2 separate regions of the Homo sapiens genome follow, and region 1 is linked to region 2. A link is a loop called in an ENCODE intact Hi-C map of the cell type or tissue named here. Cell type or tissue: heart left ventricle. All regions are shown on one strand. Each heading gives the region's core, and the rest is flanking DNA. Links, peaks and the distances in the headings are about the cores only.

What was found. Peaks named below come from ENCODE experiments on the same cell type or tissue, not always from the same donor. Only the 100,000 strongest peaks of a DNase experiment are listed, where the experiment ranks them.
Region 1: it touches region 2 in a loop (2.2-fold over the local background); 9 of 110 quality-filtered maps call a loop at or near these places.

What each region holds. Positions count from the first base shown.
Region 1 is chr6:27,448,393-27,464,910 of GRCh38, reverse strand. It overlaps ZNF184 (zinc finger protein 184), which reads left to right. Exons shown (of 6, transcript NM_001318891.2): 4 at 7,502-7,628; 5 at 7,990-8,085; 6 at 11,651-14,164. The coding sequence ends at 13,608. Among named protein-coding and RNA genes, the nearest start is that of ZNF184, 16 kb to the left of the region's middle. RefSeq lists silencers at 12,195-12,395, 12,955-13,155. In heart left ventricle, for the core only: no CTCF peak of the experiment used is centred there; no DNase peak of the experiment used is centred there.
Region 2 is chr6:27,377,218-27,393,735 of GRCh38, reverse strand. ZNF391 (zinc finger protein 391) reads right to left here and starts at 4,977. Exons shown (of 3, transcript NM_001076781.3): 1 at 4,661-4,977. RefSeq lists an enhancer at 14,904-15,432. In heart left ventricle, for the core only: no CTCF peak of the experiment used is centred there; DNase peaks (open chromatin) are centred at 4,695 and 5,005; H3K4me3 peaks cover 1,853 bases; H3K27ac peaks cover 794 bases.

The sequences.
Region 1 (16,518 bases), core at 5,721-13,720, 67 kb before region 2:
CCAGTAGCTAGGACTACTGGCGCTCGCCACCAAGCCCAGCTAATTTTTTTGTATTTTTAGTAGAGACGGGGTTTCACCATGTTAGCCAGGATGGTCTCGATCTCCTGACCTCGTGATCCGCCCACCTTGGCCTCCCAAAGTGCTGGGATTACAGGCATGAACCACTGTGCCCGGCCGGGTTTTGCTTTTTTTATCCAATCTGGAAATCTCTGCTTCTTGGGGTGTTTAGACCATTTGTATTCAGTATGATCTTACATGTAATGTGTTACATTTAAATATAATGTGACTTTTGATATGGATAAGTCTTTTACCTTGCTGTTTGTTTTCTATTTGTATTGTCTTTTTTCTTTTTTTCCTTCTATTCTTACCTTCTTTTGGATTGAATATGCTTATGATTCTATTTTATCTCCTTCATTAGCTTATTAGCCATAACTCTTTGCTATTTTACTTGTTGCTTTAGGGATTCATATTTGTTTTAATCACCATTTACTTTCAAGTGATATTCCATTTTACTTAGAATAGTGTATTTCCATTCCCCCCACCACAGTTTTTATGCTATTGTTGCCATACATTTTACTTGTTACATATGTTATAAATCCCATAATACTTTGTTGTTATTTTCTTTAAGCAGCCAATTATCTTTGAAAGAGATTTAAGTAATAAGAAAATAATTGTGTATAATTATTACAATGCTCATTGTGTAATGATCATTTTCGGTATTCTTTATTCATTTTTATAAATCAGTAGTTCACAATCGTGAGTGATTTTGCTCCCCAAGGAGCAACATTTGAGAGTGTTAGGGAACTTTTTTGATTGTCATGACTTGGTAGGGAGTGCTATTAGCATCCAGTGGGTTGAGACGAGTGATGTCTCCATACACAGGACAGGCCCCCACACTTTTCTAAGAGAATCATCTGGTCCAAAATATCAATAGCGCCAAGGTTGAGAAACCCTGGTGTCGAACCATATTTTCATCTGGTTTTTTTTTTTTTTAATCTGGTCGAAGGACTTCCTTTAACATTTCTTGTAGTGTAGGTCTGCTGTGAATAATACTTTCAGGTTTCTATGTCTAAAGAAGTCTTTATTTTGCCTTTGTTTATTAATTCTAGTGTGACAGATTTCTTCTTTTCAGTATTTGATATTGCTCCAGTGTCCATTGTTTCTAACAAAAAAGTTACTGTTGTTTTTATCTTTGTTTTTTTATATTTGTGTGTCTTTTTTCCTCAGATTACTTGTAAGATTTTTTTCTATCACTGAGTTTAAACTATTTGATTATGATGTATTTTGGTGCAATTTTTTTGTGGTTAAAATCAAGTTTGGAAAATAATCAGCTGTTATTTCCTCAAAAATGATTTCTGGTCCCCTCTCATCTTTCGCCTCCTGCCCCAGTACTCCAATCACACATAAAGCAGGCAACTTAAAGTTCTCCTAGAGCTCCCCAAGGCTCTTTTTTTAAAATTATTTTTTTCTTTTATTTTGAATAGCTTTGATTTCTGTGTCTTTGAAGTTACTAATCTCTCTTCTTCAAAGCTTACTCTTCTGTTAATACTAACTGGTGAATTTTTTTAAATCTCAAAACATTCTCATTTTCAGCTCTAAGAAGTTCCATTTAGTTTTTTTTTTTTCTTTATTATTATTATACTTTAAGTTTTAGGGTACATGTGCACAATGTGCAGGTTTGTTACATATGTATACATGTGCCATGTTGGTGTGCTGCACCCATTAACTCGTCATTTAGCATTAGGTATATCCCCTAATGCTGTCCCTCCCCCCTCCCCCCACCCCACAACAGTCCCCGGAGTGTGATGTTCCCCTTCCTGTGTCCATGTGTTCTCTCTTTTTTTTTTTTTTTAAATGTCTTTCATATCTCTGCCTAACGTTTTGAACATTTTGAACATATGGAATACAGTCATAAAAACTTTTGATGTTCTTGTCTGTTAACTCTAACGTCTCTTCTGGGTTGGTTTCAGTTGATTGACTTTTCTCTTTATTATGGGTTATATTTTCCTGCTTCTCTGCATTGCCTGATAATTTTTTTTTTTTTTTGAGACAGAGTCTCACTCTGTCGCCCAGGCTGGAGTGCAGTGGCACAATCTCAGCTCACTGCAACCTCTGCCTCCTGGGTTCAAGCGGTTCTCCTGCCTCAGCCTCCTGAGTAGCTGGGATTACAGGCGCTCACCACCATGACTGGCTAATTTTTTTGCACTTTTAGTAGAGACAGCGTTTTGCCATGTTGGTCAGGCTGGTCTCAAACTCCTGACCTCATGATCTGCCTGCCTAGGCCTCCCAAAGTGCTGGGATTACAGGTGTGAGCCACTGTGCCCAGCTGCCTGATAGTCTTTGATTGGATGCCACACACTGAATTTTACCTTATTGGGTTCTGAATATTTTTATATTCATATAAAATATTCTTGGCCAGGCGCAGTGGCTCACACCCGTAATCCCAGCACTTTGGGAGGCCAAGGCGGGTGGATCACGAGGTCAGCAGATCGAGATCATTCTGGCTAACACAGTGAAACCCCGTCTCTACTAAAAATACAAAAAAATTAGCCGGGTGTGGTGGCGGGCACCTGCGGTCCCAGATACTCGGGAGGCTGAGGCAGCAGAATGGCGTGAACCTGGGAGGTAGAGCTTGCAGTGAGCCGAGATCACGCCACTGCACTCCAGGCTGCGCAACAGAGAGAAACTCCGCCTCAAAAAAAAAAAATTCTTGAACCTTATTCTGGGATGCAGTTAAGTTACTGGAAACAGTGTGTTCCTTTCAGGCCTTTTAAGATTTGTTAAGTGGGCCCAGAACAGCATTTAGTCTCAGCCTATTTATTCCTGACCATAGAGGCAGGACCATTGAGTATTCTACCCAATGCCTCATGAATTATGAAGTTTTCCATTTTGGCTAATGTATTTCTAACCCTTTTTGAGTGCTGGTTCTGGTCCCTTGACTCCTTTAGGTGATTCTTTCACTGGCCTCAGATAGTCTCATCACACCCATGCACAGATTGGTACTTTTCTGAATACTCAAGAGGGAACCTCTGCAGTTTTCCTTGCTTCTCTCTTTGTGTAGCTCTCTCCGCTCCAGTACTGTGTCTTGTGAACTCTAGTCACCTTGATTTTCCCAAACTCTCAGCTCTATCTCTTGAGTTCCAGAAATCTGCTGGGCTCCTCCTAGGTTCCACCTCCCTACACCAGTGTTTGGAAACTCTCAAGGCAGTAAGCTAGAGCAATTGTAGGGCTCACCTCATTTGTTTCCTGATTCTCAGGGATCACTTTTCTTTGCTACCTGAGGTTCAGTGTGATGGAGACTTTTGTTTCATTTTGTCTGGAATGTATTGTTTATTTCATGTAGGAGAGTAAATCCAATTATTGTTAATTCCATCTTGGCCACAGCTTGATTCTATTGACATTTGTATTTTAAACTGTAAGCATTGTTAGGGCTGATCTAGTGTAGCCTTACTCTAGGGCTGTGTTTCAGGGACCCATGACCACGCTTTAGTTCAGTGATTTGTTGGAATGATTCATATGACTCAGTAGCATAAATCATGGCTAACAAATATTACAGCAAAGCATACAAAAGAGGATCAGAAGGAAAAGGGTATTCATAATCAGAGTCCAGAGAAATCAGGTACAGGCTTCTGAGTCCTCCCTCTGTGATGATTATACAGATACACTTTCTCTGTTACTGTGAGCCACAGAAACATGAAGAATGTCTACCCAGGGAATCCTGCTTGAGTCTTGGAGTCCGAATTCATAAAGGTTGCTGATCACATTGGCCTTTACCTGCCATATGACCAGCTATAGTTTAGACCCCACACTCGGCACCTGGTACACTCATAAATTTCCGTGTTTCTTTAAACGATGTTGACAGTTTGGTACATCTTGTCCCAGTGCACTGGGCACACAGAATAACGTCATTAATCAGTGACTAGGCACACAGAATTATGTCGATAATTAGTGACCATGGAAATGTTCAAAGGTTTAGTTTTCAGAACTTGTTCAAGGATCAGAACCAAGGATCTAGGCATCCCTGGAATTTAGCAAGGAATGAGCCAACCAGACCTGCTGCTTATATTCTTTCTTCACAGTCTAGACTTGCCCTGCTCCTAAAGTGTCCTGGAACTGTTTGTGGGGGCCGACTGTGCACATAACTTCTCAACTCTATTCAGTTATGTCATGTTGGTAACTTTGCATTGCCCATGGAGATTGTATTTACACCAGATTTGTGGTATTCCTTTTCTCTGCAGCTCCCTCCTCTCCAGTATCTATCCTGCAAATTCCCTGCCTCAGTAGTTCTGAACTTTCAACTTTGTCTCCTCAGCTCAGTAAGACCACTGCTTTGGTAGAGCTCTGCCTCCCTGCTCTGCAGTCTGGACAGTGCCTCAGGCAAAAAGTTAAGGGGATTCTGGGGCTCATGTTAGTGTTTCCCTTCTCTCCGTATCACTTCTGTCCTGCCTGCTGTTCAAAATATGAAAACACTTGTTTCAGATATATTGTTCAGTTTTATTTATATTGGAAGAGCTAGTCCAGTTGCTTTGTCATGGTTAGAGGGAAAAGTCCTAATGATTTAATATATTTATAGTTTTTAAACAAAGTTATTGCTCTCTCACTTAGTTTTAAATACATAGCAATAAAAAAAGCAGGAAGTTGCCTGCATTGCCTATAGGTCCCACTACCCAGTCCCACCAATAGTATTTGGTTGAGTATTCTTTTAGATTTTTTTCTGTTCATTTACATATAAACGTTCTTCCTATTCATAAAAAGAAAAGTAGGATTATACCCTAGAGTTCAGTGGTATGATCATAGGTCACTGCAACCTCGAACTTCTGGGTGGAAGCAATCCTCCCACCTCAGCTTCCTGAGGAGCTGGGACTACAGGTGCGTGCCACCACGCCCAGCTTATTTCTATTTTTATCTTTAGTGCCGATGAGGTCTCACTGTGTTGCGCAGGCTGGTCTTGAACTCTTGGGCTCAAGCAGTCCTCCCACCTTGGCCTCCCACAGTGTTGAGATTGCAGGTGTGAGCCACCATGCCTGTCCTCTTGTGTACATATTTTCTAATGAGTACGTATAGATATACATCATTTGATAACTATCTATATAAAGTGTTTTAGTATGGGTGTACTATATATTTTTTAACCACTATCCTATTAATGGGCATGTAAGTTTGATTTTTTTTCCTTCCACACAAATGATGTTGAAATGGCAATTGTACATATGTCTTTGTACCTAGAAGTGTTTCTGAATAATAAATTCCTAGAAGTAGGAAGACCAGATCAAATGGTGTATCCATTAAAGTTTTGATAGATCTTGTCAGATTGCCCCCCAGATAGATTGCATTTGGGTTCTGTTTCCACCATAGGACACATGAGCACTTTAGCAGTGTTACCCAGTCTGATATTTTACTGTTTAACTATATTTTTAGGGGAGGGGAGCATCTTTTCATGGTTTCACATTTTCCTCGGTGACTTGCCTATTTGGGTTGTTGGCCTTTATTGTTGCTATTGTTGTGGGTAGTTGATCTTTTTTTTTTCCCTTAATTTTTAGTTGACATGTAATAATTGTACATATCCATGGGATACAGAGTGATATTTTGGTACGTGAATACAATGTGTAATGATAAAATCAGGATAATTAGCATATCCATCACCTTGAACATTTATCACTTCTTTGTGTTGTGAATATTCCGAATCCTCTCTTCTACTTTCTTGTAATTATACACTAAATTATTGTTAACCATATTCACGCTATAGTGCTATAGACACTGGAACTTATTCCTTCCATCTACCTGTAACTTTGTAACTGTTAGCCAGTCTTTCCCTAGCCTTCCCTCCTCTACCCTTCCCAGCCTCTAGTAAGCACAATTCTACTCTCTATGAGCTCGTTTTGTTTTTGTTTGCTCCTACATGTGAATGAGAACATGCGATATTTATCTTTCTGTGCCTGGCATATTTCACTTAACATAATGTCCTGCAGGTACATCCATGTTACCACTAATGACAAGATTTTATTCTTTTTTAAAATGGCTGAATGGTATTCCCTTGTGTATATATACCACATTTTCTTTATCCATTCGTCTGTTGATGGACATTTAGGTTGATTCTATATCTTAGCTGTTGTCAGTAAAGCCATAGCAAACATGGGGATGCATGTGTCTCTTTGGTATACTGATTTCCTTCACTTTGGATAAATACCCATTAGCGGGATTGCTGGATCATATGGTAGTTCCATATTTAGTTTTTTTGAGACAGTGCCAAACTGTTTTCCATAATGGTTGTACTAATTTACATTCCCACCAGTGTTGTATCCTTGCCAGCATTTGTTATTTTTTTTTTTGTCTTTTTGACTAACTGGGGTGAGATGATATCTTATTATGGTTTTGATTTGCATTTAGTGATATTGAGCATTTTTTCATATATTTGGGTGTTTATATGTCTTCTTTTGAGAAATGCCTATTCAGATACTTCACCCACTTTTTAATGGTATTATTTATTTTTTTGCTGTTGATTTGAGTATATTCTGGATATTAGTCCCTTGTGAGATGAATAGTTTGCAAATATTTTTGCCCCTTCTGCAGGTTGTCTTGAACTCTGTAGATTGTTTTTTTTTTTTTTTTTTTTTTTTTACTGTGCAGAAGCTTTTTAAATTGCCTTTTGTTTATGATGTCTTATAGATGTTTTACATTGTTATGTGGTTATATCTATCGATCTCTCTCTCCATCATGTAAATTTTGCCTTCCAGATTTCAAGCTTATACAAATATTTTCCTGTTTTTTATTCTATTTTATTTTGACTTTTTCTTTACGATTTCATCTTTAGGTTGGCAGGAATTTTTGTGTGTGTTGTGAAGTAAGGATCTCACCTTAATTTTTTTTTCATAGACAGTCGTTTGTTATGGCATGATTTAGTGACTAATCCATCTTAACTAATTTCACTTTTAACTTACTTTTAATTTAACTAACTTTTAACCAATTTGAAAGCTGCTTAATGCCTTTTAACTCTTATAAATATGAATCTGTTTCTGGATTTTCTATTTTATTTCATTTTGTTTTATTCCAGACTAGGCCATTTTTAAATTACTTTATCTTTTGAAATGTATTAGGGCAAGTCTTTCCACCTCTCTTTTTCAAAAAACCTTTGGGTGCTCTTGCACATTGTAGGTAGTAAAAAATATTGATGATAATAGTTAAACCATTAATACTTAGCGGACCTTGGAACACAGAGATGATGATGGTAATGATGACGATGAAGGACAACAACAATGGCCATATTGACTGAGCACTTATTATATGCCAGACGTTAAATTAAGCATTTCACATGGAATGTTTTATTTAATTCTCACAATAACCCAATGGATGAGGCACTGTTTTTACATTTATTTCATAAAGGAGAAAATGTCAAGATTATTTTGCAGACATCCTATAGACTGCCTTACTTCTGTCAGTATTGCTAACTTTACCCCTTTCCTAAGTAAATGCTTATGGCTAAGCAGAAATATGTTTGGTATTTCAGGAAGCGGTGACTTTCAAGGATGTGATAGTGGACTTTACCCAGGAAGAATGGAAACAGCTGGACCCTGGCCAGAGAGATTTGTTCAGGGATGTGACATTGGAAAATTATACACACCTGGTCTCTATAGGTAAGGATAATTTCTCTGAGTTAATATCAAGGGGTGTGCAGGAGGAGGGTTCTCTCTTGTGCTCAGGGGAGTTTGCCTTTAAGTTTAGTAACCAACCATTTCTAAATTTCTAGTTTTTGAAAAGGTTTCTACCATCCTAGCAAGCAGAGGGACAAAATAATAATTTTCCTGAACCCCGATCAGTTCCCAAATTATACTCCCACCATGTCTGGGAACTGGTAACACTAAAGCTTGATATGCTATCCACTCCCATCAGGTTTTTACTACATATCATTTCTTCTAAAGACAAAGTGGTGATTGAATTCTGATATGGTACTTTCCCCTTACTGCAGGTTTCTTTCTTTTTTTCCCTAATGAACAGGACTCCAAGTTTCTAAACCTGATGTGATTTCCCAGTTAGAGCAAGGGACAGAGCCATGGATCATGGAGCCAAGCATTCCAGTAGGTACCTGTGCAGGTAAGTCATGGATGCCAGCAGATGAATATCATTAACTCCGACTGTCAGCCTGATAAGAGAGGATTTTATGTCTGAAGTGTAGATGTACTTTCTTCCCTTTAAAGTATTTCCTGTGGAGAAATGGGAAAACATCTGTTTTCTGGACTTTCTTATGCTTTGTTATGTCACTAATTGTTGCAATATATATTCTATGTTATGCCCCTTTTTGAGGAGATGTCCTTCCTACCTTTCTATGAAATCCACCTCTCGAACTGGACTCTGAATTACATCTCTTTCTACTTCCTTTAGGACCATGATCTCATAATTATCACCGTACTTTTCAGTCCTTACAATTTTTTATTTTGGATCTACGGGCTCCATTCCCAGTACTTTTAAATAGAAATACATAACCTATATTTCCAAATAGATTTACTCCACAATATGAATCTTTATGGCCACCATTCAGTTTATCTTTTCTTTCCCAAGCAAACTCAACAAAAATGAATTCCATAACTGCAGGCTTCGTTTCTTTATCACCTAATTCTTACCTAGTAACATGTATAGCTTCTGATTTTTTTTTTCTTTTTTTGAAACAAAGTCTCATTCTGTTGCCCAGGCTGTAGTGCAGTGGCGTAATCTTGGCTCACTGCAGCTTCTGCTTCCCAGGCTTGAGTAATCCTCCCACCTCAGTCTCCCGAGTAGCTGGAACTACAGGTGCACGCCACCATGCCTGGCTAATTTTTGTATTTTTAGTGGAGACACGGTTTCGCCATGTTGCCCAGGCTGGTCTTGAACTCCTGGGCTCAAGTGATCTACCCGCCTCAGCGTCTCAAAGTGCTGCAATTACAGGTGTGAGCCACTGCACCTAGCTAGCTTCTGATTTTATCACTTCATCATACAGTTTTTGAAATTATGAATAACTTTCTTCTAAATCATCAGTTTCCAAACTGCATGAAGTAACCTAAGGATCTGACCCTGGAAAAACAAACAAACCTAGTCATTCTAGGTAAGCGATACGTCTCTAGAGTTAATGGGATGTAGGTGAGGTTCTTCTTTACGGGGGAAAAATGTATGCCATGTTCAAACTTTAGCAAGTTTCTAACTGGAGTACCACTCAGAGATTTTTTTTTTAAATAGGCAGTTAGGTGTTATGAATGCTCAACAGGGTTGCATAGAATGTAACATCTCCCAACCCCCGCCCTGCCTCCAACAATGAATACTTTTTTTTCATATCACATCTGTAAAATCTTTCTCTTAGAATGGTTTCATGGAACATACTTTAGAAAGCTTAATTAAAAAAAAGAAGAAGAACTTTAATAACTGGGGCTTATGGTTAGTTAACTTTTGGAAAAAGCAAGTTGTCAAGTTTTATTACAAATTAAAAATGAAATTTTACTTGACCAGATAGAAAACCATTTTAAACCATTAAAATGTACATTGAAAAACTTAGGCTTTTCAAAAACTACTTTTTACCAGAAAGATTTATTTAGGCAAAAATAATAACCCCCACCCCCATGTTGCATAGATAATTTTTATAGTTCCACTTACCTGGTCAGTGAACAGAAGGCAAGCACTTGAGATATTTAGCTCCATTCTTTTGGTTACTTTTTATTGCTGGAATTTGACCTGATGATGATAGTCTTGGTAAATCAGCCCTCAAGTCTATCTTTATCAGCATCTAGAATAGATTTATTCTTAGCTGGTGAGTTGGCTGCTTTTGTCTTTATAAAAATGTCGTATAGTTTTGTAGATATCTTTACAGCTAGTGATATTGTGACAGTACCTATGTTGAGTTTGGCCACTAGCCCTGGGCCTAGTCTACCTAATTTCCCTCATCCTCTTTATTGCCATCTTCTCGGAGCTGTCTTGATGATCTTGACCCTCAGGATCATGATCTATAACCCTGATATGTATCTGTCTCACTGGTCTATCTTGTTTTCTTGTCCCCTGGTTGTCAACACCCTCGATTACTTCTCCACACATGGGACATCAGAATAGTATAGTCAATGTCTGTAGACTTTGTTTGTAGTAAAGGGAGAATTGCTTCTGCAATAGGGATGGTATTTTTCAATCTGGTCTTTGGGAACTTTCTCCATCCCTTCATTTTTTGCCCTGCCCCTTATATTCTAGTAATTCTGTTGGTTATTGAGTAGAGGACATGACAATATAGATAACATTGGCCATGGCCTGTTTCATGTTGCCTTTGAGTGGAACTCCAACCAGGGTTGGAGATCTGCCACTTCCATGCACTGTTCTTTAACAGCATCAGACTCCATGGTCTCCATATCTTTCATTGTGAAGTACTTCCAGAGGTATTCTTTATGGCTACCTGCTTTGCAAACATACCTTCCTTGGTGTCATTTCTGTTGATGAAAACATATTTATTTCTTGAACAATCGGCTGTTTCCAAACCCTGTATTGTATTGATGTCGTCCCTCCTGTAGAAATTCTACTGCTGTGAGGCTGCCTACACTAATACGTGCTGTGCTGTTACCTGTAGTGCCAGGTGTGGAGGGGATGCTAGGCAGCTCTGAGGTCTGCCGCACTGCTCATGCTTGCGGTGATAGTGGTAGTGGTAGTGATAGTGACTGGGCTTGCAATATGGGAAAGATTCAGGATCCTCTGGGGTCTGCTGTAAACTCCTGATACCATTGAATCTGTTCTTTAAGAATATTGCCAGCATTGACTACCCTGCTTCTTTTAGTTGTCATCTCTTTTGTTTTGGGCAACAGTTTACTTCCTGATTATGTACTTTCCTGGTTATGTTTCTTCTGTTGTTTTATGTGTTTGCTGATAAACTGCTTTCTTTCATTGGTATATTTTATTAATTCTGTTACCCTGACTATTCTCAAGGATCTTCCCTCTGCCTCTGCTCTTTTTCACATATATTTCTAAGGCTTTAGCTATTCTTGTCCTTCTTTTTTTGAGCTGATACTTTCCATCCTACATTTGAACATCCTTGTTATTCTGATGTTGGCATCTTTCACTTCCACAAACGCTACTATAGTCCAGCTCTCCATTTCTTTTCTTAATTCTCAAAATGCCTAGACTTGAACTTGTTAGTTTCTCCCTGCTAAATTATTTCTCTACTATTTACAACTCTTCCCATATCTAGCAATGATGTGATTATTTCTTCAGTGTTCCAGGCTGAAACACATGGGGTCTTAGCTAATAAATCTTTCCTGTTTGTTCTGTCTTTAAATCATGGTTCTTGGATTTTTTGTTTTGTTGTTTATTAGCAAGGAATCCCAATTCAAACTGCCCCCTTCAGATTCAGTTCATCTCTGTCTACTCTTAGCCATCTCTGTTGTCACCTTTTTAGTCAACTATTACCTTAAATGTATTTCCTTACTGGTTCTTGAAGATTATCTATGAAATTGAATTAGACATTCTTTTGCCACTTTCGTATTTTATTTATAATTCTCCTTAGCTCCTTCCAACTTTCTCCCCAAATAATATGGCTATATATTTGAAAACCATTAGAATTTTCTGAGAGATTTATTTTTCAGTATCATTATATTATTCCCACAATAGCAGTTTATTTTTTCTCTATTCAGAGAACACTGGAATTTTCTTTTTCTTTTAGACTGGGAGACAAGACTTGAAAATAGTGTGTCAGCCCCAGAGCCTGACATTTCTGAAGAAGAGCTATCTCCAGAGGTAATAGTGGAAAAACACAAAAGAGATGATTCTTGGAGTTCCAACTTGCTAGAAAGTTGGGAATATGAAGGCAGTTTAGAGAGACAGCAGGCAAACCAACAGACACTGCCAAAGGAAATAAAGGTAACCGAAAAGACAATACCCAGTTGGGAAAAAGGCCCTGTAAATAATGAATTTGGGAAAAGTGTCAATGTGAGTTCAAACCTTGTAACACAAGAACCATCTCCAGAAGAGACCTCTACTAAAAGAAGCATCAAACAGAATTCAAACCCAGTTAAAAAAGAGAAATCTTGTAAGTGCAATGAATGTGGGAAAGCCTTTAGTTATTGTTCAGCTCTTATTCGCCATCAGAGAACACATACTGGAGAAAAACCCTACAAATGTAATGAATGTGAAAAAGCCTTCAGCCGGAGTGAAAACCTTATAAACCATCAAAGAATTCATACTGGAGATAAACCATATAAATGTGATCAGTGTGGAAAAGGCTTCATTGAGGGTCCATCTCTTACTCAACATCAAAGAATTCATACTGGAGAAAAACCATATAAATGTGATGAATGTGGGAAAGCCTTTAGTCAGAGGACCCATCTTGTTCAGCATCAGAGAATTCATACTGGCGAGAAGCCATACACTTGTAATGAGTGTGGAAAAGCCTTTAGCCAGAGAGGCCACTTTATGGAACATCAGAAAATTCATACGGGAGAAAAACCTTTTAAATGTGATGAATGTGATAAAACCTTCACCAGGAGCACACACCTTACTCAACATCAAAAAATTCATACTGGAGAAAAAACCTATAAATGTAATGAATGTGGAAAGGCCTTCAACGGGCCCTCAACTTTTATCCGTCATCATATGATTCATACTGGTGAAAAACCGTACGAATGCAATGAATGTGGGAAAGCCTTCAGCCAGCACTCAAACCTCACTCAGCATCAAAAAACTCATACTGGGGAGAAACCCTATGATTGTGCAGAATGTGGAAAATCTTTTAGTTACTGGTCATCCCTTGCTCAACACCTGAAAATTCATACTGGAGAAAAACCTTACAAATGCAATGAATGTGGAAAGGCCTTCAGTTACTGCTCATCCCTTACTCAACATCGGAGAATTCACACGAGAGAAAAGCCCTTTGAATGCAGTGAATGTGGAAAGGCTTTCAGTTATCTCTCAAACCTTAATCAGCATCAGAAAACTCATACTCAAGAGAAAGCTTATGAATGTAAAGAATGTGGGAAAGCTTTTATTCGGAGTTCATCTCTTGCTAAGCATGAAAGAATTCATACTGGAGAGAAACCCTATCAGTGTCATGAATGTGGGAAAACCTTCAGTTATGGTTCATCCCTTATTCAGCATAGGAAGATCCATACTGGAGAACGACCTTACAAGTGTAATGAGTGTGGGAGAGCATTCAACCAGAACATACACCTTACACAGCATAAGAGAATTCATACAGGAGCCAAGCCTTATGAGTGTGCTGAGTGTGGTAAAGCCTTTCGACATTGTTCATCTCTTGCTCAACATCAAAAAACTCACACAGAAGAAAAACCCTACCAGTGTAATAAATGTGAAAAGACCTTTAGCCAGAGCTCCCATCTAACTCAGCATCAACGAATTCACACTGGGGAGAAGCCCTATAAGTGCAATGAATGTGACAAAGCCTTTAGCCGGAGCACTCATCTGACTGAACATCAGAATACTCATACTGGAGAGAAACCTTATAACTGTAATGAATGCAGAAAGACTTTTAGCCAGAGCACATATCTCATTCAGCACCAGAGAATTCATTCAGGAGAGAAGCCTTTTGGATGTAATGATTGTGGAAAATCCTTCAGATATCGCTCTGCTCTCAACAAACATCAGAGACTGCATCCTGGCATATGACAATTCTAGGAACATCATAAATTTAGGGGAGATATTTACTTTAGTTTGTCCTTTTGTTAAGTACTGAAGAATCAGAGTGGATTTAGAAACTGCCTTGAAATCTTTTAAATTTTCACTATCATGTTATGGAATGGAAAGTACATTGGGCTGAACTAATCCAATTGTTATTAAGCCACTCTGTGACATTAGAAAACTCTACTGTTTTAAGCTTTAGTTTCCTTTATGGAATGAAGGATTTGGAGTAGATTATTTCAAAGGTAGTTTGGAGTTTTATAATCAGTTTTGTATATTTACAATATTTTCTTGAATGGGTTTACTATACATCAGCATTTTGCTGTGTTGCATCTAGAATGTGTATGTTTATGCATGTTTTGCCAATAGAATTTGTGCTTCAGTAACTAGATCGGGGATCTAGTATGCTCCTGGTCTAATGCATTTACATTGTTTAGGTAACTGGTTCCTAATAAAAAGAATTATAAAATACCCTCAAATTAACAATTCAATTGCATATAATAGCCTAACTCAGTAAGAATATTAAAACTTACTATTATTCTTCTTCTAGTCTGTTTTTAATATTCTAGGAGTTTACCACAACTATAGAATTCCACTTCTACAACTTAAACTGGTGTTATTTTACCCTGGTTGCATATTGGAGTCACCTGGTGTCTTAATTTGTGCTGTTATGTTAAATTACAATAGACTAGGTATCTTAAACAATAGAAATTTGTTTAAAGCTGGAAGAGGCTGGGAAGTCCAAGATCAAGGTACTAGCAGATCCAGTGTCAGATGAAGGCCCATTTCCGTTTGCAGACACCTCTCTTCTTCTTGTGTTCCTACATGGTGCTAAGCAGAGACAGAGCAACCTCTCATATCTCTTTATAAGACTACTAATCCCATTGGTGAGGGCTCTACCCTTATGACCTAATCACCTCCCAAAGGCCCCCCTCCTAATACCATCACATTGCAGATTAGGCTTTCAACATAGAAATTTGGAGAGAACATATTAAGTCCATAACACCTGGAGAACCCTATAAAATTATCTTGCCAAGGCCCTACAACTCCAGAGACTAATTGCCTTAGGAGATAGGACCCAGGCATAAGTGTTTTTTCTTAAATTCCTAATGTGTACACTGGAAAGAAAAATTGGCTTGTATTTGTTTTGACAGTCAGTGAGATTACAGAAGTTCACATGATCCTGGTTTTTGTATCTCCTTTTTGTGTTTCTCAAAAACATCTCTACTAGCTATTCCAGACCACATTCCTGTTTCCCAAAGCAGGTGGATTTACAATTGCTCCTTTTGCTCAGACATATCTATCTAACTACACTTTGGTGAACTAAGTCACATATTTACCATTTTTTCTCCTTACCTCTATTTTAAGAGCAGAGGGAGGAAGTTATTTTAAACCATTTCTTGGTCTTTTTTTTCTTGATTGTAATATACAAGTCATATATGCCATAAACATCTAGTATAATACCAACATTAGTTTCTTAATATTTACCATACTGAGAGAGTAGAGCAAAGTTAAAATCTTTTTTTTTTCTTTAATTTAAGAGACAGGGTCTTGCTCTGTCACCCAGGCTGGAGTGCAGTAGCATGATTATAACTTACTGCAGCCTCAAACTGGGCTTAAAGGATGCTCCTGCCTCAGCCTCCCAAGTAGCTGGAACTATAGGTGCATGCCACCATGCCTGGCTAATTGTTTTAAATTTCTGTAGAGATGGGGTCTGGCTATGTTGCCCAGGCTGGTCTCCAACTCCTGGCCTCAGGCAGTCCTCCTGCCTTGACCTCCCAAAGTGTTGGGATTACAGGTGTAGTCACCACCCTTGGCCCCAAATTAAAATCGAAGGGAGAATTGGCAGAAGTTATAAGTTTTTCCTTGAAGTTGTAATGAATCCAGAAAAATAACAGAGGGATTCCCTTACAGGTTTAACATTTGCTAACAAACTGACCAGAAATAAAAAGACCTCGGAAGTTATCAGTAAAGCCAGCCAGTTGTTTATGAGGCAAGGAATTGTCTACTATTAACAAAAAGTTCTAATACCTTCATGTGTAATTTATTTGGATGTTTCAATGTCCAAGATTGGGCATATAGAGACTAAGCATTTTCCTCTAGGTCCTAGATTGGCACTTTCCATGTCTGCCAGATTATAGATATTAAACCACTTGAGTAGTTTTTGCTAAATGACTGTGAGGGAAGCAGAAAAGAGAGAAAATGTCACGTAACTTAGTCATTCATCCTTAAACATTTAAGTCTTCATTAAAAATCATTCAACCACAGCCAATGCTTATGAGGTGGCTGAATTAATTATATTTGCAGGGGTTCAGAAATAGACAAAGCCAAATATTCTGTTGCAGAGCTCACATCCTATTATAAAGAAAGTTGTAAAATGCCAAGGGTGGTAAACATAGATAATAAAGCAGGGTGAAGGGCTTGGGCAAGACTTCCATCATGGGTTGTGGTGGTGCTATTGTAGACAGAATGGTTAGGAAATGCCTTTCTTGGGTTCACATGCTTGATATGGGGGAAAAAAAAAAAGGAAATGCATTTCTAATGACTTGTCATTGGAGCACACACTTGGAGGTGGTGAAGGAATGAACTAGGTAGATATCTGAGAGGATAACATTCCAGGCAGAGGTACTAGGAGCCACAAGTATCCTGAGATAGGAGCATTTGGCAGTTTCAGAAACACTGGCTGGATTGTAATAAGTGAGGGTAGGAGATGAGGTCAGAGAGAGAGCTGGGGGTGTAGTTCCTCAGGACTTTCTTGGCTATGGTAAGGATTTAGCATTCTATTCAGAATGAGATGGCAAGTCATTGGAGAGTGTCGGGCACAGATTTGAATTGTTTAAAAAGGGTCACTTGCTGTAATGTAGGGAATAAATTATAAAGCGTTAAGAGTACAGGCAG
Region 2 (16,518 bases), core at 1,336-9,335:
CATTTTTGTCACAAACATTTAACCAGTCTCTAAGAAATTCTAAACTTTCCCTCATCTTCCCATCTTCTGAGCCCTCCAAACTCTTCCACCCTCTGCCTGTTACCCAGTTCCAAAGTTCCTTTCACATTTTTAAGTATCTTTATAGCCAAGCCAGCTCCTCAGTACCAATTTGCTGTATTAGGCCATTCTTGCATTGCTATAAAGAAATACTTGAGGCTGGGTAATTTATAAAGAAAATAGGTTTAACTGGCTCACAGTTCTTCAGGCTGTACAACCATGGTGATGGCATCTGCTCAGCTTCTGGGGAGGCCTCAGGGAGCTTTTACTCATGGTGGAAGGCAAAGGGGGATTAGGCACATCACATGGCAAAAGCAGGAGAAGAGGTGGAGAGGTACCACACACTTTTACACAACCAGATCTCATGAGAACTTATGCATTATCACAAGAACAGCACCAAGCTCTGAGGTATCAATCTGTAAGATCCAATCACCTCATTGTCAGGGTTACAATACAACTTGAGATTTGGTGGAGACACATATTCAAGCCATATCATACTGTACAGTGCAAGAGTCTCAAAGTGTAGTTGTTTTTTCATTTCAAATAAGCTCATTATATATACAACTGTATTATGCATTAGATGTGTTTGTGCATGTGACACATATGATAGACACATACAAACTCCACTAGGGAAACTTTCTACCTAGAAAAAATGAAAAAAGAACTTGTGAAAGGAATCTAACTTGGAAGTAGTCTCCAGAAATGGTCTTTCTTTGGGCCTGCCTATTCTAAGAATTGTATGAATATTGACTCATTTATTGTTCACAATAACTCTGAGGGGAATTATTATTATTCCTGCAATACAAAAAAATAGTGTGAAGTACAGAGAAGTTAAGTAATTTGGCACAAGGCCAAGTAATAAATCCTAGATTCAAACTCATTATACTATACAGTATGTGTTGCTTCTCAACAGACAGGGAAAGAATGCCTGAATCACACTTTCTGTTTAGCGGCCTGTAAATGGCCAAGAAACTAAACTCCACTGATGTCAGAAGGTTATCAGCATGATCTTGACTTCAGAGTGCTGTAGGGGTATAGAGAGTGACTGCCTCCCAGACCCAGTCCCTGAAAGGCTGCAGTAAATCTCAGCCTCACTAACAGCCCTATCTATGTAACCGATGGAGTAAAGTCTCTGGCTTTGGCTCATACCTATAATCCCAGCACTTTGGGAGGCCGAGGTAGGCAGATCACCTGAGGTCAGGAGTTCGAGACTAGCCCAACATGGTGAAACCCCATCTCTAATACAAATATAAAAATTAGCCAGTCATGGTGGCACACACCTGTAGTGCCAGATACTCAGGAGGCTGAGGCAGAAGAATTGCTTGAACCTGGGAGGTAGAGGTTGCAGTGAGCCAAGACTGTACCACTGCACTCTGGCCTGGGCGACAGAGCAAGACTCCATCATCTCAAAAAAAATAAAATCAATAAAGTCTCTGGCCTCCACTGAAGTGCAAGTGGCATCCTCAGCACAATTCAGGGAAACATCAGATAGAGGCCCAGAGCTATAGGCACTGACTAGGTAATCTGGATTTTGGTTATAGCTCCATTGGTAGCTATATAGAAACCAGGGAAAAATAAACAATCTGGTTTTATGTCTCCTCACCTGCAAAATGAAGATGCTGGACTTGATTGGTCCAAAGCTATCGGATACCTAGTAGTTTAACTTTAGATCCCAAACTTTGAGGCACATAGCCATCTGCTTAGACTAAGGGGAGAGAACTAGAATGAATCTACTCTTTTTCAAATCCTCGGAGACATGTAAGATCTCAAGGTCCGTGTTTCAGATGAAACCATTCAAGAAATAGGCCAAAAAAAAGCCTGTGTTCATTAATCATCTAATGATGAATTAGAGTGAGGGAGTGTTGAAGATATTAAGGACAGTCAACAGGCAAATGAAGAATAGTCCCCTTGGCAAAATTTGGCAGACTCATCTAAGAACGGAAGTTCCTTTAAAAGAGAAATAAATGTGTCTCTGGTTGGTATGATGAAACACACGTTCAGAAAAGAGGGAAGAATACTTAACTCATGTGGAATATGGATCTTATGGAGAGGTAGACAGTTGCCTTTCCATCTTCTGCCTCCTCTTGGTTTTATTTTTAATGAAAGGCAGAAATGGGCAAAGGTCATAGTCCAAGGCATCCAGAACCTCTGTCTAGTAATGTCCACATCTAGCCTGTTGAATGCAACCCTAAGGATTAAGAAGTAATGATTGGGAGGCCAAGACAGGTGGATCACCTGAGGTCAGGATTTCAAGACCAGCCTGGCCAACATGGGGAAACCCTGTCTCAACTAAAAATACAAAAAAATTAGCTGGGCGTGGTGGTGGGCACCTGTAATCCCAGCTACTTCAGGAGGCTGAGGCAGGAGAATCGCTTGAACCCAGCAGGCGGAGGTTGCAGTGAGCCAAGATAGTACCATTGCACTCCAGCCTGAGCGACAAGAGCGAAACTCTGTCTCAAAAAAAAAAAAAAAAAAAAGTACAATGAATGCCCCAAAGTAATCCCATCTCCTCTCAGATATAAAGAAAATGACAATGGACAGTTATGTCTGGGTTTCAAGTTCATCTTTTATGATAAAAGACAGATCTGAGCCAATTCCAAACTTTCTCTAAACCCTTTAGGTGATCCAGCCTCTTTGACGTTCTCTTCATATGGGGTATGAGTTCAAAGACACTATGGCACTAGTCCCCTTACTTCTTCCTGAGGGTCAAAATAGAAGACAGATGACACTGCTTACAGCTGCACTTCCTTGGTCAAGTCACTTTTCTGAAAAATCTCGTCCCACATTATAAAACACCATTACTAGCATGTGCTTGTCTTTTCTTACAAAACTTTCATCAATACTGCAAGTTAAACTATGGCAAAACATTTACAATAAAGAATATCATATATAGTATAAGGGAGATGATGCTATTGCTGTGCTCATCTCACATCAATGAATTTGAAAACTGTGATGGTGTATGTTTAAGGAAAGATGCTGTCAGAGGATTTATGAGTCTCCCTTCAGCAGCTGCTGCTCTAGAGCATGGAGAGATGCATTCTTTTTCCTGGCTTTGGAGGATGTATGTAAGATGGGAAAAGGAAGTCTAGCGGATGTGACAAAAGTTTCAGGGATAGCCCCCAAACATATTTCAGAGATGCTAGGAGGTTAGGGCTATACCTTTATCCAGAGTCCATCCAAGGGATTCCTCCACCATAATGTGGAAAGTTGCCTCTCCTTTTCTCCTTTCTTCCTCATACTTTCATTATTTGAGTCACCTTACTGCTCTCTGGATACTGTATCCCTACAAAATCATTATTCTCTTAAGTGGTCACAACATGCTGCAGCCCTAGCCAACCTGGTGGTTTGCTATTCCTTTATGTGACTCAAACTTTTTAGCACTAACAGCGCTGGCCACCACAGTTACCCTAATTATCTAAAATTCTTTTGACATTGCTTGTCTCTCCTATAATCAATTCCTGATCCAGGGATAATTCTCCTTTATTTTCTACCCCCTTCAGAAGGAAGAAGGTTTTGAAGGGTCAGGAATAGGGCTTCTCTGGGTGCTTTGTTTTGTGGCACTAGGTTGATTGCTTCCTGGAGCCTTTGCCAATCCACAAAGCAATCAGCAGAACTGCCTGGGCAGCCTCAGTTTAATCACAGAATAGAGAAAATCTTGTCCTACCAAAGGTGATCTTCAGGTAACAATGTTCCCAGATATTGGCTCAAAGCACAAACTCACACATAAAGCACAAACTCAATGATCCACAGTAACTGTCAATACACCCACAACAAATAATTAACAACTACTTTATTCAAGTACCAACCTTCATCATCAGAAACATAAACTAAGGACTGGCACTCAAGCAAGTACTTCTCTTTTTTGGGGGGGAGGGGCGCGGAGTTTCACTCTTGTTGCCTACGCTGGAGTGCAGTGGCGTGGTCTCTGCTCGCTCCAACCTCTGCCTCCCGGGTACAAGTGATTCTCCTGCCTCAGCCTCCCGAGTAGCAGGGATTACAGGCGCGCGCCACCACTCCCACCTAATTTTTGTATTTTTAGTAGAGAACGGGTTTCACCGTATTGGCCAGGCTGGTCTCGACCTCAGGTGATCCGCCCGCCTTGGCCTCCCAAAGTGCTGGGATTACAGGCGTGAGCCACTGCGCCCGGCCAAGCAAGTACTTCATCTCTGTGTGCCTCAATTTCCTTATCTGTAACATGGGCATAATAATAGTACATTACTTCATAGGGTTGATGCAAGGATTAAATGAGTTAATGCAGGTAAAAACTCTTGGAGCAGTGCCTGCACTCAGTAAGCACCTGGGAAACACCCCAGTACCGAAGACCTCCCTCGCCCAGCTAGAGGGGAAGCAGGGAGCAACCCTGCTCTTTTTCATCTCCCAGGGATACACCCGGGGAAAACCACTGGCTGTCACTGCCGCAGAGGGACTAGGCTGGCCCGCCAGTGAGACGAGCGCTGGGGGCTTCATGACCCCACGCCACGCGGCGTCCCAACCGTGGAGGTGCCTCCTGACCCGACCTGCAGCCAAACCACACGCGACCCTTTCGCCCGTTTCCTTCGAAGAACCCGTGTTTCCGCTTTCCAGAACCTCTAAGAGCACCCACCTTGGTCCCGGGGCCCTGTAAGCCTCACTCACCGGCCGCCTCCGGCCGAGTACCCCCGACACACCCCGGGCGGGTCCCGCACTTGGAGCGGAACCTGAGTGCGCTGGGCTTGGGGAAGTCGGAAGGATTAAAGAGAAACCCATGCGTCGAACCGCTGCTCCAACGCCCATCAGGTTCCCTAAGATCACAGGCACTCTTCCACTCAGACTGCTGCTGATCATGCTCTGCTCGGTATGCGGGACCAGTCATTGTCTGGGCAGTCGCCTGGACCTAAGTCTCCTGACGCGGACGACCAGTTGCAAAACAGAGACCACACTGAGACTGAGCAACGTATCAGCAGCGGTCGCAGCTCTGCGCTTGCGCCTGAGAGCCAGCTACAGCAGGGCTGTGCTGGGATTCACTTTCGTGGAAGGTTTTGCAAAGCCCCTCCCCTGGTATGCGAGAGGCTGAGAGGTTGGCGCTAGAGGCAAGAGGAAGGGGGTCTGCGAGAGGTGCCGAAGACCACCTTAATACACTGCAAAGTATAGCCTAGACCGGTGGTTCACAGAGTTTTAAATAGCGTACACAAATAAATCACCAAGTGAGCTTGTTAAAATACAGCTTCACAAGATTTACACTCCGAGATTGACTCGTTGGCCCGGAACATTGCATTTTCAAGGGGCACCCCAGATGATTCTGATGCAAGTGGTCTCTCCAGCCTGTCTGGAGAAACTGGCTCCGTTGCACAATCTAGTTGCTTAAATACTGTTAAATGCAAGACATGTCTCAAATTTCACCAAAAGAAAAAAATGAATAAAATCAGGACACTACCCTAATCTAGTAGATTTTTTAAAATTCCAGATAATTTTAATATAAGGTAATGAAGTTGCACAATGTGCCCTGGGAGTTCAGAGCAGGGGAAACTTATGGAACGAGGGACACTGGAGTGGTTTGACTAATGGAAGATTTAATGGAAAACATAAAGGAGGGCAACCTTACAAATAGTTGAGGAACTAGAAGAGTGGAAAGCATGTGCAAAACTGCAGGTCTGATACATGACAGCTGTGCACAAGTACCATAGAAACATCAAGTAAGTATAAAGCATGAGCCATGAAGTACAAAGGAGCAGGATCCAAATTATAAAGCTGGAAAGAATTAGATAAAGTCTAATTTTATCATTTCCTATTTTTAAAAATTAAAAACACTTTCAAACTGTGGTAAACTATGCACAACATTAAAGTTACCATTTTAAAGTCATACAGTAAAGTTTTTAGCGTATTCACAACAGCACCGTCACTATCTAATTCTAGAACATTTTCGTCATCCCTAAAGATGCCCATTGAGCAGTCTCTATTCCCTGCTCCCCACAGTCCCTGGTAACCTTTATTTTACACTATGTTTCTATGAATTTGCCTGTTCTAGATATGCCATATAAGTAAAATAATACAATATTTGTCTATTTATGTCTGGATTATTTTTAATTAGCATAAAGTTTTCAAGGTTCATTCATACTGCAGCATGTATCCTTCATGCCTTTTAATGGCTAAATAATATTCCTTCGTGTATATGTGTGTGTTTATACACAAACAGTGTATAAATATACATACATAATATTTTGTTTATCCATTAATCTCTTGTTGAACACTTGGGTGGTTCCTGCCTTTTGGCCATTGTGAATAATGCTGCTGTGAACATTGGTGTACAAGTATCTGAGTCACTGTTTTCAATTCTTTGGGTATACACCTAGGCATTGAATTGCTATATCATATGGTAACTCTGCAATCAGCTTTCTAGAGGAACCATCAAACTGTTTTCCATAATGGCTGCATCGTTTTACATTCCCATCAGCAGTGCAGGAGGGTTCTAGTTCTCCACATCTTTGCTAACACTTGTTAACTTCTGTTTTGTTGTAGTTGTAGTATTATAACCATCATAATGGGTATAAGCTTTATCTCATTGTGGCTTTAATTTGCATTTCCCTAATGGCTAGTGATGTTGAGCATCTTGTCATGTACTTATTTGTGTGTCTTCTTTGGAGAAATGTCTGTTCAAATCCTTTGCCTATTTTTGAATTAGGTTTTGTTGTGTTGCATGAGTTTTTGTATATTCCAGATATTCTTCTTCAGATATGATTTGCAAATATTTTCTCCCAGTCTGTGAAGTTTTTCTCTCTTTTGATAGTGTCCTTTGATGCATAAAACTTTTTAATTTTGATGAAGCTCCATTTATTTATTTTTATCACCTGTGCAATACTTGAAAATTACATTGTCTAATAAAGATTTTTATGTTTTCTGCTAAGAGTTTTATAGTTTTGCTTCTTAAATTTAGGTCCTTGATCCATTTTGGGTTAATTTTTGTAGATGGTGTAAATACTACAACTTTATTATTTTGCATTTGGATATCCAGTTTTCCCAGCACCATTTGTTGAAAATACTGTCCATTTCCCATTGAATGGTCTTGGCACTTGTTGAAAATCAATCAATCAACCGTATATGTGAGGTTTATTTCTGGGCTCTCTTTTCTATTTTATTGGTCTATATTCCTATTCTTATTCCAGCACCACACTCTTTAGGTTACTGTAGGCTTGTGTAAAGTTTTGAAATTATGAAGTATGTGTCTTTAAACTTTATTCTTTTCTCCAAGGTTTTCATTGGTTATTCAGGGTAATTTGATTTTCCATGTGAATTTTAGGATGGGATTTTCTATTTCTGCAAACAAATGTTGAAATTTTTATAAGGAATACATTGAATCTGTATATCAAATTGTATTATCATCTTATCAGTAGTTAGTCTTCCAACCCATGAACATGGGATGTCTTTCCAATTATTTAGGTCTTCTTTAATTTCTTTAAGCAATTGCAGTATTCAGCATACAGGTCTTTCACTTCCTTGGTTAAATTTATTCCTAGGTATTTTTATGCTATTTCTAATATGTATATATTCATTGCCATAAATTCCCCCTAAGCACTGCTTTCACAGCATTCTATAAATTTTGATAAGTTGTGTTTTCATTTTCATGTAGTTTGAAGTATCTTTTAATTGCTCTTGGCATTTCTTCTTTGACCCATGTATTATTTAGAAGTGTATTGCTTAATCTCCAAGTATGTGGGAGATTTTCCAATGATCTTTCTGTTATTGATTTCTAGTTAACTCTAATGTCATCTGAGATAAATCATTGTATGATTTCTATTCTTTTAAATTTGTTAAGTTATGTTTTACAGCCCAGAACATGGTCTATATTGATTAATGTTCCATGTGAGTTTGAGAAGAAAGAGTATTCTGCTGTTCTTGGATGAAGTCTATAGATGGCCATTATATCTAGTTGATTGATGATGTTGTTGATTTCAACTATATCCTTACTGATTTTCTGCTTCCTGGATCTGCCCATTTCTGATAAAGAATTTTTGAGATTTCTGTGATAGTAGATGCATCTCTTCCTTCTTGAAGTTCTATCAGTTTTTGCCTCATGTATTTTGAAAGTCTGTTTTTAGGTGCATACATATTAAGGATTATGTCTTCTTAGAGAACCCTTTTCTCATTACATAATTCCCTTTTTTATCCCTGATAGCTCTCCTTGCTTTGAAGTCTGCTCTGTCTGAAATTAATGTAGCTACTTCTGCTTTCTTTTGATTAGTGTTAGTATGGTATAACTTTATTGATTTACTTTTAATCTATATGTATCTTTATCTTTAAAGTGAGTTTCTTGTAGACAACATATATTATTTCTTCACAATCTCTGCCTTAAAATGGTGCATTTAGACCACTGATGTTGAAAGTATTATTGATATAGTTGGATTAATATCTACTACGCTTAACTGTTTTCTATTTGTTGCCTTTGTTCTTGTTCTTATTTTTGTCTACCACTTTTTCTGACTTTTTTTGTTTTAATTGAACCCTTTATATGATTTTATTTTTCTTTTTTATTAGCATATTAGTTACACTTCTTTTTTCTAAGTGGTTAATCTAGAGTTTGCAATATATATTTACAACTAATCTGAGTCCACTCTCAAATAACACTATAAAGCTTCATGGGTAGTATGGCAAGTACCTTATAATAAAAAAAATCTTTTTTTTTTTTTTTGAGATGGAGTCTCACTCTTGTTGCCCAGGTTGGAGTGCAGTGGCGCGATCTTGGCTCACTGCAACCTCCACCTCCCGTGTTCAGGCTTCTCCTACCTCAGCCTCCTAAGTAGCTGAGATTACAGGCACCCGCCAACATGCCCGGCTAATTTTTGTACTTTTAGTAGAGATGGGGTTTTGCCATGTTGGCCAGGCTGGTCTCGAACTCCTGACCTCAGGTGGTCTGCCTGCCTCGGCCTCCCAAAGTGCTGGGATTACAGGCATGAGCCACAGCACCTGGCCAATAACAAAATAATTCTAATTTTTTCTTTCTGTTCCTTGGTTCATTGCTGTCACTCATTTTGCACATACAGAAGAATACATAACAGTGTGTGTATATGTAATTGAATATATATATCATTGAGTAAATACATTATTGTTATTATTTTGAGCAAACTTTTAGGTCAATTAAAAATTGGCTGTAGTACATCAACTAACAATAAGAAAAATGCTTTTATTTTACCTTTACTTATTCATTCTCTCTCTCTCTCTCTCTTTTTTTTTTTTTTTTTTTTGAGATAGAGTCTCACTCTGTTGCCCAGGCTGGAGTGCAGTGGTGTGATCTTGGCTCACTGCAACCTTCACTTCCCAGGTTCAAGCAATTCTTGTGCCTCTGCCTCCTGAGTAGCTGGGATTACAGGCATGTACCACCAAACCAGGCTAATTTTTGTATTTTTAGTAGAGACAGGGTTTCACCATGTTGGCCAGGCTGGTCTCGAACTCCTGGCCTCAAGTGATCTGCCCACCTCAGCCTCCCAAAGTGCTGGGATTACAGGCTTGAGCCACCACACCCAGCCCATGTTCTTTATGTATATATATTTCCAAGTTTTAACTTCTGTTATTGTCCTTCTCCCTAAAGAAGTTATATTAACATTTCATGCAAGACAAGTCTACTGGCAACAAATTCCTTAAACTTTTGTTTCTCTGAGAGAGTCTTTATTTTTCCTCAACTTTTGAAGGATGATTTTTCCAGAGTATAGAATTCTAATAGGTGGTTTTTAATCTCTAAACATTTAAATATTTCACTCCACTCTCTTCTTGTTTGCATGGTTTCTGAGAAGTCAGATGTAAATCTTATCTTTACTCCTCTATATATAAGCTGTTTTTTCCCCTGTATGACTTCTTCCAGGATTTTTCTTTAATTTCGATTTTCTGTAGCTTAAAAATGTTATCCCTAGGTGTTCTGGACTAAATGTTTGTGTCTCCCCAAAATTTATAAGTTGAAACCCTACCCCTCAATGTGATATTATTAGGAGATGAGGCCTTTAGGAAGTAACTAGGATTAGATGAGGCCATGTGGGTGGGGCCCTCATTAATAGGATTAGTGCCCTTATAAGAGTCATGAGAGAGCTTATTTCCTTTCTCTGCTCTCCACTATGTGAAGATACAAGAGTTTGGCAGTCTGCAACCCAGAAGAGGGCCCTCACCCAAATCCAAATATGTTGTCACCCTGATCTCAGACTTTCAGAACCCAGAGGTATAAGAAATAAATTTCTTTTGTTAATAAGGCACCTTGTCTATGAGAATTTGTTATAGTGACTCAAATTGACCAAGCCACTAGGTGTAGTTTTTTGGGCATTTATTTTGCTCAGTGTTCTCTAAGCCACTTTGATCTGTGGTTTGATATCTGACATTAATTTGGGAGAATTCTCAGTCATTACTGTTTCAAATATTTTTACTCTTTCTTTATTCCTTCCTTCCCCACCCCCTGTCTTTGTCTCTCTCGGTGTCTTTCTTCTTTTTTTGGTATTCCTATTATACATATGTTATACTTTTTGTAGTTGTCCCAGTCCTTAAATATTCTCTTTTTTCAGAATTTGTTCTCTTTGCTTTTCAATTTTGTGTTTTGGTTTTTTTTTGAGACAGGGTCTGGCTCTGTTGCCCAGGCTGGAATACAGTGGCACAATCTCGGCTCGGTGCAACCTCTGCTTCCTGTGTTCAAGCGCTTCTCCTGCCTCAGCCTCCTGAGTAGCTGGGACTACAGGCATGCACCACCATGCCCAGCTAATTTTTGTATTTTTGGTAGAGATGGGGTTTTACCATGTTGGCCAGGCTGGTCTTGACCTCCTGACCCCAAGTGATCTGCCCACCTTGGCCTCCCAAAGTGCTGGGATTACAAGTATGAGCCACCGTGCTCAGCCTGCTTTTCAATTTTGATGCTTTCTATTGGGATAAACAGCAAGATCAGAGATTCTTTTTTTCCGCCATGTCTAGTCTACCAATAAGGCCATCAAAATCATTTTCATTTCTGTTGCAGTGCTTTTGATCTCTAGCATTTCTTTCTGGTTCTTATAATTTATATCTCTGTGCTAACATTACCTATCTATTCTTGTATGGTGTCTACTTTACCCATCAGAGACTTCAGCATCTTAATCATCTTAATCATCATTGTTTCAAATTTCTGGTATGAGAATTCTAACATCCCCACCATATGTGAGTCTGGTTCCGATGCTTGTTCTTCCTCTTCAAACTGTCTGTGTGTATTTGTATTTGTTTTGTTTCATTTTGTGCCTTTTTCGTATTTTCTTGTATTTTCTTGATATATGGAAATGCTGTGCTGAGTAAAAGAACTGCTGTAAATAGACCACTTTTTAAAAACTTCTGTATTTATTTATTTATTTTTTGAGACGGAGTTTCCCTCTTGTTGCCCAGGCTGGAGTGCAATGGCGCTGTCTCAGCTCACTGCAACCTCCGCCTCCCGGGTTCAAGCGATTCTCCTGTCTCAGCCTCCTATAGTGATAAATCAGCCTCCTAGGCAGCTGGGATTACTGGCGCCCATCACTACACCCGGCTGATTTTTGGTATTTTTAGCAGAGACGGGGTTTCACCATGTTGGCCAGGTTCCTCTCGAACTCCTGATCTCAGGTGATCTGCTTGCCTTGGCCTCCCAAAGTCTGGGATTACAGGCGTGAGCCAACGCAGCCGGCCTTTTTTTTTTTTTTTTGAGATGGAGTCTTGCTCTGTTGCCCAGGCTGGAGTGCAGCGGCCCCGATCTCGGCTCGCTGCAACCTCCGCCTTCCAGGTTCAAGCAATTCTCCTGCCTCAGCCTCCCGAGTAGCTGGGATTACAGGCACATGCCACCACAGCCTGGCTAATTTTTGTATTTTTAGTAGAGACAAGGTTTCACCATGTTGGCCAGGCTGGTCTCAAACTTCTGACCTCAGGTGATCTGCCTGTCTTGGCCTCCTAAAGTGATGGGACTACAGGTGTGAGCCACCACGCCCTGCCTAAAACTTTTTTTGAGACAGAGTTTTGCTCTGTCACTCAGGCTGCAGGGCAGTGGCACGGTCATGGCTCACTGCAGCCTCCTCCTCCTGGGTCAAGCAATCCTCCCACCTCAGCCTCCTAAGTAGCTAGTGAGAGGTGACAGCATGCTGGCAGTCCTCACAGCCCTCGCTCGCTCTCGGCGCCTCCTCTGCCTGGGCTCCCACTTTGGCGGCACTTGAGGAGCCCTTCAGCCCGCCGCTGCACTGTGGGAGCCCCTTTCTGGGCTGGCCAAGGCCGGAGCCGGCTCCCTCAGCTTGCGGGTAGGTGTGGAGGGAGAAGCGCGAGCGGGAACTGGGGCTGCGCGCGGTGCTTGGGGGCCAGCTGGAGTTCCGGTTGGGCGTGGGCTTGGTGGGCCCCGCACTCGGAGCACCTGCCGGCCCCGGGCAATGAGGGGCTTAGCACCCGGGCCAGCGGCTGCGGAAGGTGTACTGGGTCCCCCAGCAGTGCTAGCCCACCGGCGCTGCGCTCGATTTCTCGCCGGGCCTTAGCTGCCTTCCCGCGGCGCAGGCCTCGGGACCTGCAGCCCACCATGCCTGAGCCTCCCACCCCCTCCGTGGGCTCCTGTGCGGCCCAAGCCTCCCCGATGAGCGCCGCCCCCTGCTCCACGGTGCCCAGTCCCATCAACCACCCAAGGGCTGAAGAGTGTGGGCGCACGGCGCGGGACTGGCAGGCAGCTCCACTTGCAGCCCTGGTGCGGGATCCACTGGATGAAGCCAGCTGGGCCCCTGAGTCTGGTGGGGACGTGGAGAACCTTTATGTCTAGCTCAGGGATTGTAAATACACCAATGGGCACTCTGTATCTAACTCAAGGTTTGTAAACATACCAATCAGCACCCTGTGTCTAGCTCAGGGTTTGTGAATGCACCAATCGACACTCTGTATCTAGCTACTCAGGTGGGGCCTTGGAGAACCTTTGTGTCAACCCTCTGTATCTAGCTAATCTGGTGGGGACGTGGAGAACCTTTGTGTCAACCCTCTGTATCTAGCTAATCTGGTGGGGACGTGGAGAACCTTTGTGTCTAGCTCAGGGATTGCAAACGCACCAAAAAGCGCCCTGTCAAAACAGACCACTTGGCTCTACCAATCAGCAGGATGTGGGTGGGGCCAGATAACAGAATAAAAGCAGGCTGCCCGAGCCAGCAGTGGCAACCCCTTCCACACTGTAGAAGTTTGTTGTTTCACTGTTTGCATTAAATCTTGTTGCTCACTCTTTGGGTCCATACTGTCTTTGTGAGCTACAAAACTCACCGCGAAGGTCTGCAGCTTCACTCTTGAAGCCAGCGAGACCACGAACCCACCGGGAGAAACGAACAACTCTAGACGTGCTGCCTTAAGAGCTGTAATACTCACCGCGAAGGTCTGCAGCTTCACTCCTGAGCCGCCAGGCTATGCACCCACTAGAAGGAGGAAACTCCCAATTCATTGGAACATCAGAAGGAACAAACTCCAGGCACGCGGCCTGTAATACTCACCGCGAGTGTCCGCGGCTTCGTTCTTGAAGTCAGTGAGACCAAGAACCCACCAATTCCAGACACACTAGGACTATAGGCACATATCACTCTACCTGACTAATTTTTCTGCATGGACGAGATCTTACTATGTTGCCCAGACTGGTCTTTAACTCCTGGGCTCAAGCAACCATCCCTATGCCTTTAGAAATGTGGTATCAAGGTATAGGGGAAGGGGAAGCATTCTATAGTTCTCTGAGTAGGTCTCAGTCTTTTGGTCAAGACTATATCTCTGGATTGGGAACTTCACACCTTTCTCAGTTTCCCCTACCCCCTTTGGTGGGACAGGATGACTAGAGTGGGTTAGAGTTGGGTATTTCCTTTCTTCCATGTGGGAGGCTAGAGATGACTGAAGTTGGGTATTTCCATTTCCTAAGGTCTGTTAGGCCCTGATAAAAGCCCAGCAGGTTAGGCTCTGGTTAAATAGATTGTTTTTGAGGGCTGACCTTGTTGAGAAGTACAGAATGCTGTGGCATATTTCAAAATGGTTCCTTTTCTCATTCCCTCTGCTAGAAGCATGAGAGGAATTTTCTCTGATACTCATTTTGCTGAATTCCTGGAGGTAAAACTCACAAAAGTATGGGGGGGGGTCCCCTGGTGACTGGGTTCTCCTGGAGTTTTTTAATCGTAGTTATTCACATTAAGTGAGATCATGTCATTTTAAAAGACTGACTGGGCTTTAGATTAAAAGGTAAGATAAGGATAAATCAGTTTCCTTGAGATACCTACAACATAGGAGGAAGAGAAATGACCTAAATATGGTAGAACTGGAAAACTTGATTTATTCTGCTTTCCCATCACAAAAAATACTGTGCTCTTCCCTTTATATTTATTTTTGTTTAGTTTTAGGTGACTGTTAATCAGTGTAAGTTCAAGTCTAACAAAGTATACTCCAAATTATATGGCACTGCAACAAGTGTAACACCACCAAACAGACATAGCAATAATATACTGAAATTATTTCTCTCTACTTTAGGTGACAATAAATGGAAAATACAAATAAAATTTACAGTGACAATAAATGGAAAATACAAATAAAATTTCATTTCATCTATTGTTGGGTTAATGACCTTGTAGTTTTAGCACAGCTGTAACAACTGGCATGTGAAGCAGTTTGAGTATGTAAAGGTCAGTAATGCTGGTTTTCATTTGCAAAATCAGTTGTTACAAATACCAAGAGCAAGGGTTCAAATAAACTACAACATAAATTTTCATTGTAGAATCTATGATTCATATGAATATAGAGAGAGGAATATACACTTTTTTTTTTTTTAGAGACAGAGTTGTGCTCTTGTCACCCAGGCTAGAGTGCAGTGGCACAGTTATAGCTCACTGCACCTTCAAACCCATAGGCTAAAGAGATCCTTCCAAATAGCTGGGACCATAGGCACATGCCACCATGCACAGCTTCAAATACATTTTTAATAAAAATGTTCTTATTTGATATACTTAATAGGAAATCACTAAAATGTTATATACAGGAATATTGACTGTCAGGCCTCTGAGCCCAAGCTAAGCCATCGCATCCCCTGTGACCTGCACGTATACATGCAGATGGCCTGAAGTAACTGAAGAATCACAAAAGAAGTGATATTTAAATGGCCTGTTCCTGCCTTAACTGACGGCATTCCACCACAAAAGAAGTGAAAATAGCCGGTCCTTGCCTTAACTGATGACATTACCTTGTGAAATTCCTTCTCCTGGCTCATCCTGGCTCAAAAATCTCCCCCACTGAGCACCTTGTGACCCCCACCCCTGCTCACCAGAGAACAATCCCCCTTTGACTGTAATTTTCCTTTACCTACCCAAATCTTATAAAACGGCCCCACCCCTATCTCCCTTCGCTGACTCTCTTTTTGGACTCAGCCCACCTGCACCCAGGTGATTTAAAAAGCTTTATTGCTCACACAAAGCCTGTTTAGTGGTCTCTTCACACTGACGTGAGTGAAATTGACTAAAAAGGGGTGCCAGGGAACTTTATGGGAAGAAACAAATGTTCTATATGATGACTGGGGGTGGTTTTTACTCAGGAACATATATTCGTTAAAACCCACCTGTATACTTCAAAGTTATACATCAATTAAAATATTTGGAAACAAGTTATATAAATAGACCATTCAATATTATTTCTTCTTCAGATTATGCAATATTTTTCTTTAAAACATGTACACAGTCTTGTGAAGTTTGTAAATCTATAGGATCCAGATCCAAATTCAGTAGCATTTATTTTTCTCTATATATGTAAACACACACACAAATATACATATACACGTTACACACACATATATGTGTATATATATTTTTCCATCTCTTGCTGCATCATTGAAGGTTGTGAACTTAAAGCAGGAACCACTGAATTTCTTCTTGGACTAAGATAGCTATTAAACACTGCGAACCCAGAAAATCTGAGACAGGTCTCAGTTAATTTAGAAAATTTTTTTCCAAGGTTGAGGATGTGCCAGTGGCACAGTCTCAGGAAGTCCTGATGACATGTACCCAAGGTGGTCAGGGCACAGCTAGGTTTTATATATTTTAGGGAGACATGAGACATCAATGAATATATTTGAGAAGTACATTGGTTCGGTCTGGAAAGGTAGGACAACTTGAAGCAAAGTCAGGAAGACATGAAGCTGGGAGGGAGCTTCCAGGTTACAGGTAAGTGTTACATAAACAGTTACATTTTTTGAGTTTCTGATTAGCCTTTCCAAAGGAGGCAAATTAGATATGCATCTATCTCAGTGAGCAGAGGGGTGACTTTGAATAGAATGGGAAGCAGGTTTGCCCTAAGCAGTTTCCAGCTTGAGTTTTCCTTAGTGATATTGGGGGCACAAGATATTTTCCTTTCACAGCACTAAATGGTTAATGAGACTGACAACACCAAGTTGCATCAAATTGGCCTTGTGGTCGGAGTTCTGGTTAATTGTCTCCTCTGTTGTTTCCAATGAGAAGCTACAGGAGGTTTCTGCTTTCTACTAGTCTTTCATTA